Regions from separate parts of the Homo sapiens genome. Here regions 2 and 3 are each linked to region 1. Evidence: chromatin loops called from intact Hi-C (ENCODE). Cell type or tissue: PC-3. All regions are shown on one strand.

What was found. Peaks named below come from ENCODE experiments on the same cell type or tissue, not always from the same donor. Only the 100,000 strongest peaks of a DNase experiment are listed, where the experiment ranks them.
Region 2: it touches region 1 in a loop (3-fold over the local background); 2 of 110 quality-filtered maps call a loop at or near these places.
Region 3: it touches region 1 in a loop (8-fold over the local background); 46 of 110 quality-filtered maps call a loop at or near these places.

The regions. Positions count from the first base shown.
Region 1 is chr4:71,181,870-71,186,869 of GRCh38, forward strand. It overlaps LOC124900712 (a long non-coding RNA gene), which reads right to left and starts at 4,655. Exons shown (of 2, transcript XR_007058133.1): 1 at 2,712-4,655; 2 at 1,819-2,586. It also overlaps a transcript of SLC4A4 not described here. In PC-3, CTCF peaks have their summits at 2,506 (motif pointing right) and 2,712; a DNase peak (open chromatin) is centred at 2,522; H3K4me3 peaks cover 838 bases; H3K27me3 peaks cover 1,560 bases.
Region 2 is chr4:71,129,378-71,134,377 of GRCh38, forward strand. It overlaps a transcript of SLC4A4 not described here. Among named protein-coding and RNA genes, the nearest start is that of SLC4A4, 55 kb to the right of the region's middle. In PC-3, a CTCF peak has its summit at 1,941; DNase peaks (open chromatin) are centred at 1,694 and 1,994; H3K4me3 peaks cover 758 bases; H3K27ac peaks cover 1,080 bases.
Region 3 is chr4:71,550,678-71,555,677 of GRCh38, forward strand. It overlaps SLC4A4 (solute carrier family 4 member 4), which reads left to right. Exons shown (of 26, transcript NM_001098484.3): 21 at 4,463-4,531. Among named protein-coding and RNA genes, the nearest start is that of GC, 230 kb to the right of the region's middle. In PC-3, CTCF peaks have their summits at 356 and 3,121; DNase peaks (open chromatin) are centred at 324 and 3,134.

The DNA of each region.
Region 1 (5,000 bases):
TTCTAGGGCTAAGGGGATTCTACAATTTCTCACTATGTCTTCCTTTTGAGGTGAAAGGGAGTGCTGTTATCATTACAGAAGGATAACAGGTGTAAATTGGCAATGTGACCTGGGATAGTTGGACACCCTCTTCATAGCATTTATCACTTCATTGCATTTAGCATTCCAAGATAATGGACATTATTTTGTCCACTTATTTGTTTACTTGTAAGTTCCATGAAGCAGGAACTTTTCTTGTTCTAGGAATCCATCACCCAGAAGAGTTCTTGACACAAAATAAGTAGGTTCTTAATAAATATTGGTTGACTGAATGGATGACCCAACCATGCCCCATATTCTGTGGTAGAACTGAGCATCCTTTGGTTGGCACTGGTAAATTGAAATGCCATGAAGGCACATTTGCTCAGAGTGCTCTTTCCCTAAGCAGAGGGGAAAAAGGAGCCAACGTTTAATATTCAGATTTTGATTTGCAGTGTTTTCCGTGAAGACATGAGTCTGGTAGATGGGTACTAGCAACATCAACTGTTTTGTTACTTGCAAGGAGACTGAGGTGCTGTGGTCTCCAAGATAGGCCTGGTCTAAAGAGCAGACCAGTGGGATGTGAACGGTAATAGGCCAGTTGGATCTGGTGGTCGGTTAGTCCATAGGGAAACCTGTCTCCAAGCAATGGAACAGCTGAATCCGCATGACTTGGTCCATAGGCCAAAAAGGAGGAACAGCTTTTAAGTGGCCTGCTATGTAGGCCCATTCAATTCCCAAGGAGGCAGGAAGCCAGTGGGATACAAAGGAAAAAACACCTTTCTGTGTCTGGGAAGTTGCTAGTCTGATCACGTGTATGTACATTTCACACACACACACACACACACACACACACTCTCTCTCACATTATGAGAGTCCAAGGGCCCCAAGAGTCTGTTCTGATAGAGAAGTCTAACATAATTCTCTACCACCGTACCTAAAACCAGACCAATCTTTTAAATCAGGGGCCTGGGTTTTAGTGGCTTAGTAGCTCATTTTAAGTTTTCCTTCTCCTTCCAAACAGAGAGGTCTGTGTCCTGTGTTATGCTGATCTATGGGAGAATTCCTGCAGGAGGAAGGGGCTGAAACATTGGCCTAAGGTTATTAAACAGAGCTTTCGTAATAAATATGTTGATACCATTTCTGAAAGATTTGCATATTTCTCTATCACATATTGTTCAATTTTATTAGAGGAAATCATTCTGGTATCCTGTTGGAATTGCTGAATTTTGGGGTATTATCTTAAGCTCCTTGATTTTAATGCTGTGGGAACTGAGACTCAGATTGAATAACCTGCCTTCCTTGACATTAACTGAGATAAGCTCCTGTTTTCAGAAGTTAGAACCCTCTACTGATAGTTGACTTTAGGCATGTGTTTTAAAAACGACAGTTGGATATGGTTGAGAGCTCAGTTGCTAAAGCTGTGAAGCAACTTGGGACACACGTTTAACCAAATAAAATTATTTTCCCCAGCTCATGCTGTGCTGACAGCTTCCAAAAACTGTGTTCACCTTCATTCTCTCCTCATAAAAAGGGGCTACAGGTATTTTTAAACCTGGGGTTTGAGGAAGAGAATGTTAATTATAAATCTAGATTAGTTGAATGTATTCAAGAATTTGCCAGACTGAATATGAATACTCTTGGAGTGTAAGTGAAACAAAAATGAGGCCTTTGGTGACCTATTATCTATCGATCTATATCTATCTATCTTTCATCCCAGATTGGTTTTAGAATGAGAAGAACAAAAGTTGCTTTTTCTCATTTCTTACTCTTACACAATGAAGTGGTTAACAAAATTGATACAGAGTGACAACTTTAATGATCATTCTGTTGCAAACAACTACAAGTCCAAACAAATATCAGCACAAAGAAAATCTCTATTCTGTGTAGCAACATGTTGGTCAGACTTTCGCCAATGAACCACCTATTTAAAAAGGACTTGATATTGACAAACATCTCTGATCAGTCTTTGACGTTTATAGTAACAAGCTATAATGTTATCTCCTACCACCTTTCTGTTTAGGCCCCAATATGAAATGCCTATGAATGTTATAATTTTGTATAACTCCAGGAGAAACATCCAACAATATTTTTCACCTTTTTTCCCAATAGTGAAAAAATCCAAATATAATAGTTATATTTATGGATTCTGCTCTTTGTTGAACACAGTGCTTTACAGACAACATATGGTGACAAGCCATCACTCTTCCTATTTTATGTAATGAGGAAACTTAAATACAGAGTCTTTAAGGACCTAGTCAGTCACACAAATACTGAGAAAATTCTATGCTAATAATCCTATCTGCAGGTCACATCGGCACCTTACTTTCAATAATCAACGCAGGGCCGATCAATTGCATTATTCTACTACATACAACTTCTTGTTTTAGAATCAAAGAATGTCATGCCTATAAGCGACCAGAAATGCCTGGACTACCTATTCGAAAACTTTCATCTTCATTCTTCTTAGAGACATTATGTCGTCATCACCTGCTGCCACTAGATGGTGCTTGTCATCGAAACAAAGGTCCTTCCTCCTTTCTGTTTTCTTTAGATGCCTATTAGGACCTTGGATGATACGAAAGAAATTTGATTAATAAGCTAAGTACTGGGCTGGTATTCTAAGAAGTCCTTTAGTACAGAGAGTTGTTGATTAAAAAGTAAACAAATCATTATCAGTAAAGCTTACTTACACCATTTTTCTAATTCCATCAGTTTTTCTGCTCATTCTTCTTGTCACCAAGCTGTGTGAACCCCAAGACAAAAAGAACTAATAAATCTTTCTTTGTGCTTATGAGAATCAAGAGACATGGCACAAGTTTTAGGAGAGGTGAACAAAAATCTCAGGATTCATTGTTATCACCCGGAAAAGCAATCGAAAGTGATCACATGCAGAGTTTATAAGAAAAATTAATCAATGACCTTTCAAAGGAAAACACGTATATCTCAACTACTGGACACTAATCAATAGGAAAGGAAATAGAACACTCTTTTAATTGTGGGATAGCAAACATCAAGTAATGAAAATGATAACAGAGGTTGTCAACGCTTTGCCAAAGACTCTTTTTCTCATTAATTTAAGACACATACCAAATCTCACCTCTATAGTACTCTCATTGTCTCCCTGCCTCCCACCCCACAAACCAACTTTATGCTCCTTTTAGGGTAAATTCTTGCCAATCTTTGTACTGAAATGCCTTCAGGAGTTACCTATTTAACTTACGTGAAGGAAAGTTTGATATATTTTGCAGCAGAATGCTTGAAAAATGTGTTTCTTGGACTTTTTCTTTCTTATTCACCAGCACTGAGTGTTCATGGCTGCTTCACGATTATAATGAGAAATTGCCAGCTATGTTGAAATACATAATCCACAGTGTGAAAAACTGCTGAACAGCAATGGCAAATTTTTAATACAAAAGTGACTTCCCTTTGCCTGTTAGCTTACTTTGCGGTTGCTGATTCTTGCTAACTGCCTGCTCAGGGAGTGAAAGTTAATTTTAACATTAGCCTAGAAACAGAACATAATCATTTAGGTGAAAACTTTAAAGCTAAATTTTTGTTTTATCTTTGGTTTTGAGTTTCCCATGAAAAATTCCCAGTGATATATCACTGCACTGGGTTATGTAGAATGTGTGAACATATATGTGAGCCAGATGTGACAACAGACACATGACAGTACATTTTAATTTCAGACATCAGATTGGCGTGTTTCCTTGTGCCTTCTGAGCATTAACTAAGGATTTTAAAGATAGAAACTTTTTAAAAGACACAGGCTCCATACCTGCTTTCCAAGCACTGGTGAGGCACCATGGATCTCTGGATCTCTTCCAGTTTTGAATACTAGAAAGAAAAGCCTCTGTCCTCAAATTATTTCCTCCCTACCCTCATTTTTTTTTTCTCTTGGAGGTCCTATAAGCTATAGCTTTGTATTGAAGAAATACTGGGGACCAGGAGCAGTTGGTATGTTAAATTATTTCTCTTGAGCTTTATGCATTTTGGTGGCTACTGTTGAAAACACAGTTTGGTCAGTGATGTCCACATACACATTACATATAATATGTATTACTAGAAAATGATATACACTTGCATGATATACCATGTGGTTGCAATCCATTAAGTGACTACTCTCTAGCAGTACCCAGAACAATAGATGGTGTGTCTGTGCTGACAGTCTGTTCATATCTTAATGGTTTACTTATGATTCAATAGTTTACCAATGGCAATGGTGCTGGATCACTGATATATTATTTGCTTGGCAAAGAGTACTTGAACCTCATTATTAGACTTAGGAACAGAATAAATACAAATAATCACTTTGCTAAGGCTGTTTTCCTAACTCCCAAGGAAGACAGAAAGGCATCAGTGACATAAGTGAAGGACACAGTTGACAACCACGTTATCTTCAGACATCTTTTGTTAAAGGTGAACAATTACTTAATACTGTGTTATGGCAGCACTCTATACGCCCCAAGTTTTATAAAGTAGAGTCAAGAGTGATCTGAGCTGGGAAACTCACGCAATTTTAGTTCTGCATGAAAGCACAGGCTCTCCCCACTGGGGAACTCTTTTGAGTAGGACAAAAAGCTGGACCTAGGACCCAGCCCAGGGCGTGAGAGAAAAGGAACCTGGGAGGCAAGAGCGGCCGGTCCGGAGCCGGGTCCTCCGCCAGCTCCGGGCGGGCGCTGCGCACAGAGCCCAAGCCCCCGGCGGAGGCGGCGCGGCTCGAGGCCCCTCCCCGCCGCCGATGCCCGGGCGGCTGACGCCGAGCAGCGGCCCGGAGCGGTGGGGGCCGGGCTGGCGGGCACGAGCGAGGGCAGGGCAGGGGGCCGGCCGAGGCCACTTACGGCTTTAAATATGGATCGCAGGCTCGCGCTCGCGGCACAGCCTCCGCCGCGGCCGCCTTCCGTGAGCCCCCGCACCCCGGCTTGCTCCCGAGGGGCGCCTGGGCTGGGCTCCACTGCTGCAGTGTTAGTTACTAGCAG
Region 2 (5,000 bases), 52 kb before region 1:
ATTAATTATTAGAGAAATGCAAATTAAAACCACAGTGAGATACCATCATACACCAGTCAGAATGGCTGTCATTAAAAAGTCAAAAAATAACATGCTGGCAAGGTTGCAGAGAAAAGGGAATACTTATACACTGCTGGTGGGAATGTAAATGAGTTCAGCCATTGTGGAAAGCAGTTTGGCAATTTCTTAAAGAACTCAAAATGGCATTACCATTCGACCCAGTAATCCCATTATTGAGTGTATGCCCAAAGGAATATAAATTGTTCTACCATAAAGACACACATCACATGTATGTTCATTGCAGCACTACTCACAATAGCAAAGATATGGAATCAACCCAAATGCCCATCAGTGATAGACTGAATAAAGAAAATGTGGTACATATACATCATGGAATACCATGCACCAAAAAAAAAAAAAAAAAAAAAAAAGAATGAGATCATGTCCTCTGTAGCAACACAGATGGAGCTGGAGGTCATTATCCTAAGTAAACTAACACAGGAACAGAAAACCAAATATTGCCTGTTCTCACTTATAAGTAGGAGCTAAACATTGCGTACACGTGGACACAAAGAAGAGAAAAACAGACACTAGAGCCTACTTGAGGATAGAGGGAGGAAGGAGGGTGAGGATTAAAAAACTACCTATGGGGTACCATGCTTATTACCTGGGTGATGAAGTAATCTGTACACCAAACCCTTGTGACATGCCATTTACCTATATGACAAACCTGCACATGTACCCTTAAACCTAAAATAAAAGTTAAAAATGAATCCTCTTATCCGTCTTCAGGGACCTGTGCTTCAAAGACTCCTCTGACCTCTTCAATTGCCAGAGTTCTCTTGTAATGTTAATTATTTTTTTTTTTAAGAGATGAGATCTTGCGCTATTGCTTGGGTGGGGGTGCAGTAGCACAATCATAGTTCACTGCACTCTCAAACTCCTGAAGTTAAGCAATTCTACCACCTCAGCCTCCTGAATAGCTGGAACTACAGGCATGTGCCTCCATGCTGGCTAATTAATTTTGTTTTTTAAATTTTGTAGAGAAGGGGGTCTCACTTTTTTGCCCAGGCTGGTCTTCAACTCCTGGCTTCAAGCAATTCTCCCACCTCGGCCTCCCAAAGTGCTTAGATTACAAGCATGAGCCACAGTGCCTGGCCTCATTTTGTTAAATGAATGTCACTTACTATTTTCAATATGCTCTTAGCACTTAGTGATATCATACTTATTTTGTTAAATGAGTGTCACTTACTATTTTCAATATGCTCTTAGCATTAAGTGATATCATACTTTGAAGCATCTCTTTTATTGTATTATTTGTTGTAATGCGTATGTATCTTATTTTTGCAGCTTCTCAAAGGCAAACCTCGCTCATATACTTTTGTATCCCTCACTGCACCTAACATAAGTCTATGCAAATAGTAGATCCTCTGTGAAGATTTGTGGAATCAATACCTTTTTAGGAAAACTCAAGCTGAGGGGAGATATCTTTGTAGTTGAGAGAGCTCTCTGTGAGAGGAGGTTGTGTGAAGGCAGTCATGGTGACAGCCTTTTCTTTCCAGTGACACAGTGGGAGGAAAGTTCTCCCCTGTACACATCTATCCCGTGCTGAGAATGTAATCCCCATGATGAATATCAAGTGAGTGATACATGCTAGAATCTCAAACTATGACACTAAAGGGAAAGAATGACGAGATAATTTTGTCTTCTCAACCACTGACTTTTCTGCCTTATTCATCATGAGATCATGTTCACTAACAACGGCGGATGGGAGAGTGGGGATCTGTCTGTCCATCTCATACTAGTTTGGCATCTCTGTAGAAAGAAAAATTGACAGAAAAAGCAACTGTTTCCTTTTTAAGCATCCTTCTGTTTGCTCCTTTCTGTTTTGTCTGTTTCTGAAGTGCACTTTCGCCGTCCCTCTAAAGATGTTGGTTCTTTTATAACAGCAGAGGTCCTCCTTGCTCAGCAGTCCTCCAGGATCAAGAAACTACTCATCCTAAAAGCTCGAGATCACTGGGAACTGCGTGACTTAAACAGATGATTAAAGACCCATTGTCTGTGCTGTAGCTGGGTTTATGATGCCTTTTCATCACGACACCTGCCAACATTTCAAGGTTCTAATTAGCTGCCAATCAGGGTAAAAAGCTCAGAATAAGCAGCATTGTGCCTGGAATTACTATGTGGAAGTATATGCAAATTACTTGGGTTAAAGATAAAGAATCTGCACTTTAGAGAATGAAAAGCTGTATTAATCTAGGATTATTAAACATTGGTAAATGCATTATTGACCTTGTCATGATGCCAGATTGTGATCAAGAGCCATCCCAGATTTTCTGGACAGTGGTAAAACATGCTGGCTCTGGCCTGGCTAGTTCCATTTGAATAGCAGGGAGCAGAAAACCAAAGCCTATACTAATCTGAGTGTGTCTGGAGTCCCGAGCCCATGAGATCGGGACAAGCTCTACCCTGTGCCACCCACATTTTCCCATCTGTATCCATCTCCCACTGTGTTATCAGACACTCCAGATGGAGCTTCCTGTACCATTGTTAATTATTATTATTATTTTTTTCTGTTCACCCATAATGTCTCTGAATCTACTGGCACTGCAACTGTTGTCTTTGTTGGAAAGAAATGATAGCCTTCCAAAATGGTGATGACGGCATATCTTTGTGAGCTTTTAGGAGCAATGTGCATACTATTTAAGTTTTAAAAAATAATAATTTTGTCCTGACACTTTAAAAAAGTGAATTTCTTTATAATTAGTTCCAGTGTTTAGGATTGCTTTAAAAATCACTAGTGTTTTTTCCTTTAAACAAGAAGAAAAGATTCAGCTTGTTTTTCTTGTTTGGTATTTTTTTTTGGATGAAAAGCACTATAGAAATGTAAGCTATTATTAATCCACCCCTTCTCCAGACACATGTTGACGGGGGCTCTAAAATGTATATCAGCTAACGGCATGTCTCAGCTCAAAGAAAGCTGCAAAATTATCTTGAAGCATGTTCTTCGAATTTGCCCAAAGCCTGTCTATTTCCATGGAAATAGAAGTGGCATCCTGCAGCTGAGGCTGCTGTTGGTTTTAGCAGTTACAGCAGGTTTAGCTGGATGGATACTACCTCCTGGACAATACTTAATGCTTTTTCCTAAGTGTTTTTTATAGCAAGGGTAGGGAATGAGTTAAATTGTGCCTGGATACAGAGGGACAGACAGAGAGATCTTGTAGATTTCCTCCAAAGCCTTGCATATTATAATAAGATCTTGATGACTATTACTTCTGTTGCAACTGCCTGCTTACTGGTATTGCATAGTAAGATGAAGAAAAAAATCATCATGTTTTGCCCAACAGCTTTACCAGCTGTGTGCCTAGTTGGAATTTTCTAAGTAATACTTCCTTTTCCACTATTGGCCACAGCTAGTGTTAACTGACCCTAAGCAATCCAGTAATCAAAGTCTCTGTTATCATTGTCCTCTTTGGGATATTAAGTACATGCATGTGTGTATCACTGTGTTGGGCACTGCATAGGCCAGACAGAGACAGCTAAAGGCCACTCCAATGCAGTGAACATGTGGAGGACATGGTGGGAACTAGCAAGCCCCTAACACGATAGGAGTTGACAAGCCTACAGACTTGCACTGAATGCCAATTAATGTAAGTGCATTTGATGAATTACCATTTTTTTTTTAACCAGGGTGAGATTTGTAGAAATTTGTGCAAATTTGGAAAATTTTTATTGTAATTTGGAAATGAGTGATAGCACTGAGTCCTTCTTAGTTTCGTATCCCTGAACCCCTCTAGAAGAATTGTAGGAGCCTTAGGTTGTTAACATGGGAACCATTAAGACATCTTCTTAAGGTCTCACTTGGATCCTATTTCCTGAATAGCTCTGTGAGGCTAAGCTTTACCGTATGTTTTAGTTATCTGTTCACCATGAAACTCTGGTTTAAACAACAATCATTTGTTTGCTTATGATTATCTAATTTGGCTATGACTCAGCAAGGACAGTGTGATTCTGTCCTATGTGGTATTAACTTCCAAGATGGCTGGCTCACATAGTTGGCAAATTGGAACTCAGCTGCGGGAGTCAGCCAAGGGTGCCTTGGTTGGCAGGATTCCCAGGTTCTTCTCTGTGTGGCCAGCGTGGGCTTCCTTACAGCAAAGTGGTCCAGGGTAGTCGTATTCCTTACATTATGGCTGCCTTCCTCCAGAGTGCAAACGCAGAAGTCCCAGGCCTTTTTTAGGCTAGTCTTGGAACTAGCACAGCATCACTTCTGCCAGGTCACAAGGGTGGCTCACTTTCAAGGAGAGGGACTCCATAGATGTGAGTCCTAGGAAGTGTGACTCATTGGGGGCTATTGATGTAATCATCTCCCAGTTTGGTTTCCTGATTCTTATGGCTGTCGCTGCCCTGATACCGAACTTGGCACCCCCGTTGCTCAAAGTCTTAGGGACCTGCCCTACTCTTTCTAGAACTTTCAAGGACTGAAACTCTTCTTTTCAGGCTTTGTCCTCTTGGTAGCTATCAAATACCTTGCTCTGTCTTGCTGGCACAACCATTGATTTCCCCATGAAGTTTTCTGGAGGCTGTCCTAGGCCTTTACTATGCTCCTGGCTTGCAAACAGAGTCCTGAATGCATTGAGGTATACGGGATGGTGTGCCAAGGAGGTGGGGAACTGTGAGACATATACATGAATCATCTTACCCCAAAGTTGATTTTACCTGAAAATAAAGATTTTCAAAATTCTCATTTCAATCATTATATTTTTATATGAATTAACGTGGTTATATTATGAAATAAAATATGAGGTTCTATTGAATTTTCAAGATAAAACACAAGGCTTCAAGAATATTTAAAGCTTAGTCAGGCTGCTTGAAGCTATACTCCCAGATTCCTGGGCCAGGGGTATATTCTCCCATGTCACTGCTGGCCTGTTCAGTTTTTGTATCAGAAACTCTCCTACTGGTCTTGCTTATCATGCCATCCATCCATGTCCAGATTA
Region 3 (5,000 bases), 370 kb after region 1:
TAAAATGAAATGGCTCAACACCATTTCTGCAAACTCCATATATCCCTCACAAGTTTAATGGTCTCAGATGATCCTAGTAATTTTCTTTCATGCATTAAGCAGTGTAGGAAGTTGTTTCTCCTGCCTGTTTATGCAAGCTTACTTTGAAAATGAAGTTTTTCATTTTTATTCTGATCTCTTTGCTGAGGTCCGTCTTTTATGTGGAAGAATGTAAGGAATTACAGTTTTAAGTTCACGAGGATACCCCTTGACCCTAGCCAGCAACAGTCATACATGCCTCAAAGCACTGAATCTAACCACTGATTCGGTACTGAACTGTTGGGAAGCAAGAATAACTGGCGCCCCTGGCTGGTTAAACAGCTTAGTTCTGTGTTTCTGCAGCAGAAATACTGCCTGGTAAGTGAGTATTCTGTATGGGGAAACTAGAGGAGGCTAAAGAGCATCAAAAAGATGAAAGGCACTTCCTTGAGCTTACTTTTACCATTTTTCTGGCAAGTCTGAAGAAATAAAAATCAAGTGAAGTTCACTGCTACTTTTGTTGCCTTTGCTTGAAATAGTTTAATTCAAGTTAATTAGGAGTAGTCAAATTTATCTTTAAGATTTGTTTAGTGTTCTAAAATCAGGATAGCATTTAATTTGTATTTGGAAAATATTTGTTGAGCTTCTACAATATGCCACAATATGTCACTTTGTTCAGTGCCAGGGAAAGCAAAATGGTAGAGATGATGGTAATGGTGATGATGATGATGATAGTAGTAGCTACCATTTATTGAGCTCGGCATTTGATTAAGGGCTCAACACAGATTTTTAAAATTTAGTCCTTCAATGAATGACACCTACAAAAAATTGTCTCTCTTTTACACATAAGAAAATTTATTAATGACTTACCAGGTTACAAAGTTCGTAAATAATAGAGTCAAAATGTGAATTCAGGCAGTTCTGACATGAAAGCCAATCTCATAACCCTCAGGGTTTACAACCATTTAAAACAAAACATAGTACTTGCTCTCAAAGAACTCATTCACTTTCATTTTCCATGAGATGATCTTCTCCAGCTTCTTTGATCCAACTTCCAGTCCTTTCATGTGCAGATAAATACAGCATTTTCACAAACTCCTCATCATACCTCATTCCAGTTTCTTCAATGACTAGGAACCAGATTGCAAGTCAGTACTTCCTTATCAGCTTAGATTTTCAAGATTTAAGGGAATTAGGATATTATTTGAATAACATGTTTCTGAATATAGTTGTTACTGCTGAAAGGGCAATATAGTAGAACTTAAATAAGACCAGGGCTTTGAATCTGACCTTTGCAGCCATTCTTCTGGTCTGTACTCCTGCCATTTTCCACCCTGACCACTGAGGACCAAGGAGAGTTCTGCTGGGCAATTGCAGCAGGCTTCTTGACTTGCCAGTCAGGTCTTCATGATAATTATGACATTAATACCTCATTTATCATTTATTATCTATTCAGAATGAGGCCCTGGACTAGATATTTTATGTGATATACTCTTTATCATACCCTCTTTTAAATGAGAATACTGAGGATAAGAAAAGTTAGTAATTTCTCAATGTTACATAAGTAGTAGGGCCAGAATTTGAAACTAGGCCTGTCTGACTTTTGTGCCCATGCTCTTAATCAGGATCTCGTTCTGGATTGTACATTCACATGTACACACACACACACATACACACACACATACACACACACACATACAGTGACGATTATTCTGCTAGAAGGTCTCACTGCTGTACTGAATTCTGGTTGGACAACTACACTCTACCCTTATTTTTAAATTTACCCTTTTCTCGTTTACTCTTCTGGGAATATTCAAATACTATCAGCACATCAAAGGGAGGTATAAGTGAAAAAGAGTAGAACTGCATTCACCAGAATTTGAAAAATTTGGTGACATGGTCTGAGTATGTTAACTCCTATTTTGATTTTATCTCAATTATTCCATCTGCTTGTAGGGTCAATACTTGATTTCATGTATGGTAATCTTATTTATAATTATACTTTTGTGCTTTCTGGGTATGATTGGTTATCCATAAAATTTCCTTTACATAATTTTATCATTTGGCAATTCTTGATATGCCTGTATGGTATACTTTGTGCTGTTTATGTTTTAATTACTCCTGTCTTGCTTTGTAAAAATATCTACCTACTATTACTATGTAAATTATACTGGTTTAACTTAAGATGGAGTTCCATCTTCTTAAAATGCATCTTCTCTTTCCTCCTTTGAGAAATTTCTATTGCAAGAAATGATTATTTTGTGATGAATTTTTAAGGATTGACCTCCTGTGACCCATGAACTAAATCCAATAAAAAGTATCCTCTAACCCAATAATTCTGTCAAGTTTCATCAAGTTTTCCATATTGGAAGATTTTTATTGAGATGTTGCATTATCATAAGGAAAATGGCAAATTTCAAAAGACATATTTTTATCACATTGAAGTTGGCCCAAAGTCAACTTAATAGCCTTCTTTATATGTATTATTTCCTTTTCAACAAAGAATAACTGTTTAAAAAACATCTTCATATCTAAAGCTATTTTTCTACCCACAACCCATGCCATTCTATGTTACTGATACCTTCTGATTTTATTTTGTGGTAGATTTGGTGATATCTGTAATAATAAATTCACAGAGAATGGAACTAAGCACCAAGGCAAAAGTGTCCTTCACTTTGACATTAGAACCACATTAGAAAAAACATTTAGCTAAGCCTAGCTGAGGGATGAGGATGAGGCCAGGGATGGTCCCTTTGTGGTGGCTTTCTTTCAAGCAAGAAAAATGCTTTACCCAGATTAAAAAGGAACTACTGCAGGAATTCTAACTAGTTTTCCATGGTTGAACTATACTTCTCTTTTCCCTTCTTACTTTTCTTTCCTTCCAGCTGCCCCACCCCCACCACCCACCAAATTGAAAATGAAATGACAAGAAAGAAATATGGGAGATGTTTAAAAAATGAATCAAAGCTATGCAATGATCCTTCTCTTAGTTTTTTTACTTTATGGTACATTTATACACAAGAATCACAAGGAATAGAAACATGCACATTGCAAAATAAATGAAGGCATGTGTCAGAAATAAAGAGGCTTGAGTGTGATGTGTTCACCTCTTTGTGGTGACTGTTAGGTATTACAGCTTCCCCAGCAGGAACATCATCCCTCCTACCCCCGTCAACATTCTATGTCACTTTTAGTTTTTTCTGACATCAAGAGCAAAATTAGCTACATTAAAATTGTTAGTCTTTTTTTGAAGAAGCATTTGATGTTTTGTATATATAAATAAGGATATTTATTTCATATAAATTTAAGCATCCCTATGGCTAGCCAATAAAAATTGGAAATATTTGTTACACATTTTAGAATTTACTCATTCTCTAATAGTGGCCAAAGAGTCTCAGATATGGAACTACTTTAGGCAATCACAAGGAGAGGCTGATAGAAATTGTGCTTCACTTAGTACGTGCAGTATTTTTAAAATTACTCTAAAGCCATACTATGTTTTCTGGTTACAATAGCCTCCTTTATGTGGATTTGGTAAGATTGGCCTTAATTGACTTGCGGTTTTAGTATTTTAGCTTTGAAAAATCCTGAAATTACTTGAACTTCTTTTCAAATTCTAAGGTTGAGAACCTTTTGTTTTTCAAACAGAAGACTTCCCAGAAACAGAATCATCCTTGATTTGCTTAGTTTCCTCAGTACTAGGGACATTTCAAAGGTCTAGGAATAGATACAGTTTACAGACATCACTTCTCCTTGTTAAAACACTTTGTATTAATATAAAATATTTTTTGCTAATGCATGAAAAGGTATTAATTCAGTTTTAAAAGATGTGTATTAATCCATGTGTGTAATTAATTGCTTCCAAGTGCTCCAAGGTCCTTTCAAGCAGTTCTCTTTAGTTAGTTCTCATAATATTTGCAAGAAGCGAGGGGATAGTCTTTTGATGTTTATTTTATTGAAAGAGGCATCTATATACCAAGCTGATAGACTATTTGGCAAAAATTATTAAGGACAAAAATGAACAGACTATATTGAAAGGAACTTGATCTCAAGAGTGAGGCAACCATCTATTAATACCTCTGTTTCTGTCTACCTCACAGTCCATAGAAGCATCTTGTTTACATAGTTATTCCTTTTCAGGGTGAAGGGAAACATAACTTTTCCTCCATTAATTAAAAAAAAGTTATTAGTAAGGTCATGCATGCTCACTAAAAAAACAAGCATCCAATGAAAATTGAAAGTCCATTATACCCTTCTTCATTTATTTCTATTACAAAGAGTTTAGAAGTTCATCAATTGACTAGTAAAGCATACTAGTTAGAGGTCACTAAGTTATTATATCCTATATTTTAGTTTTAGATTTAGCCTTTATTTAAATGATTCCTCTTCATTCCTCTTTTTTCTTGTTATCATTTTTAAGTTGTATCCATTTTTTTCCTTCTAGTTTATACCCATGCCTGTACTCTATGGTGTGTTCCTGTATATGGGAGTAGCATCCCTTAATGGTGTGCAGGTAAGTTTTTGAATAGCAATGTAAGTACAGTAGTGTTTTTCTAGTAGTAAGAATAGTCCAGTAACAGATCTTTGAAGAAAAGTGCTAATCATTATTAACTGCTGAGTTTTTAAAATGCATTTATTTTCTACTTCACCATTCACCTGCTTTTCATTTCTGGTTTAATCAACAAGTTAGCCAGTATTAAGAAAAGTTGCCATACATACCCATTGTTTAAATAGGCTGTTAAAAGTCATTTAACCAAGAAAGCAAGAGGCTATAATCTTTCTTTTCCTTCCCCTTACCCATCTTTATCTCCTTTTTACTGTCTCAGGAAGGATACCTAACTCTTTCTGTGTGTTCTTAAAGATAGTGTTTATCCATTTGCCTTAACTCTATACTAAAAACAGGCTATTGATTTGCTTTTCACATGGCTATGATCAATAATCAAAAGTTTTTTTACCAATAAAAGAATAAAGTCAATGTGGTT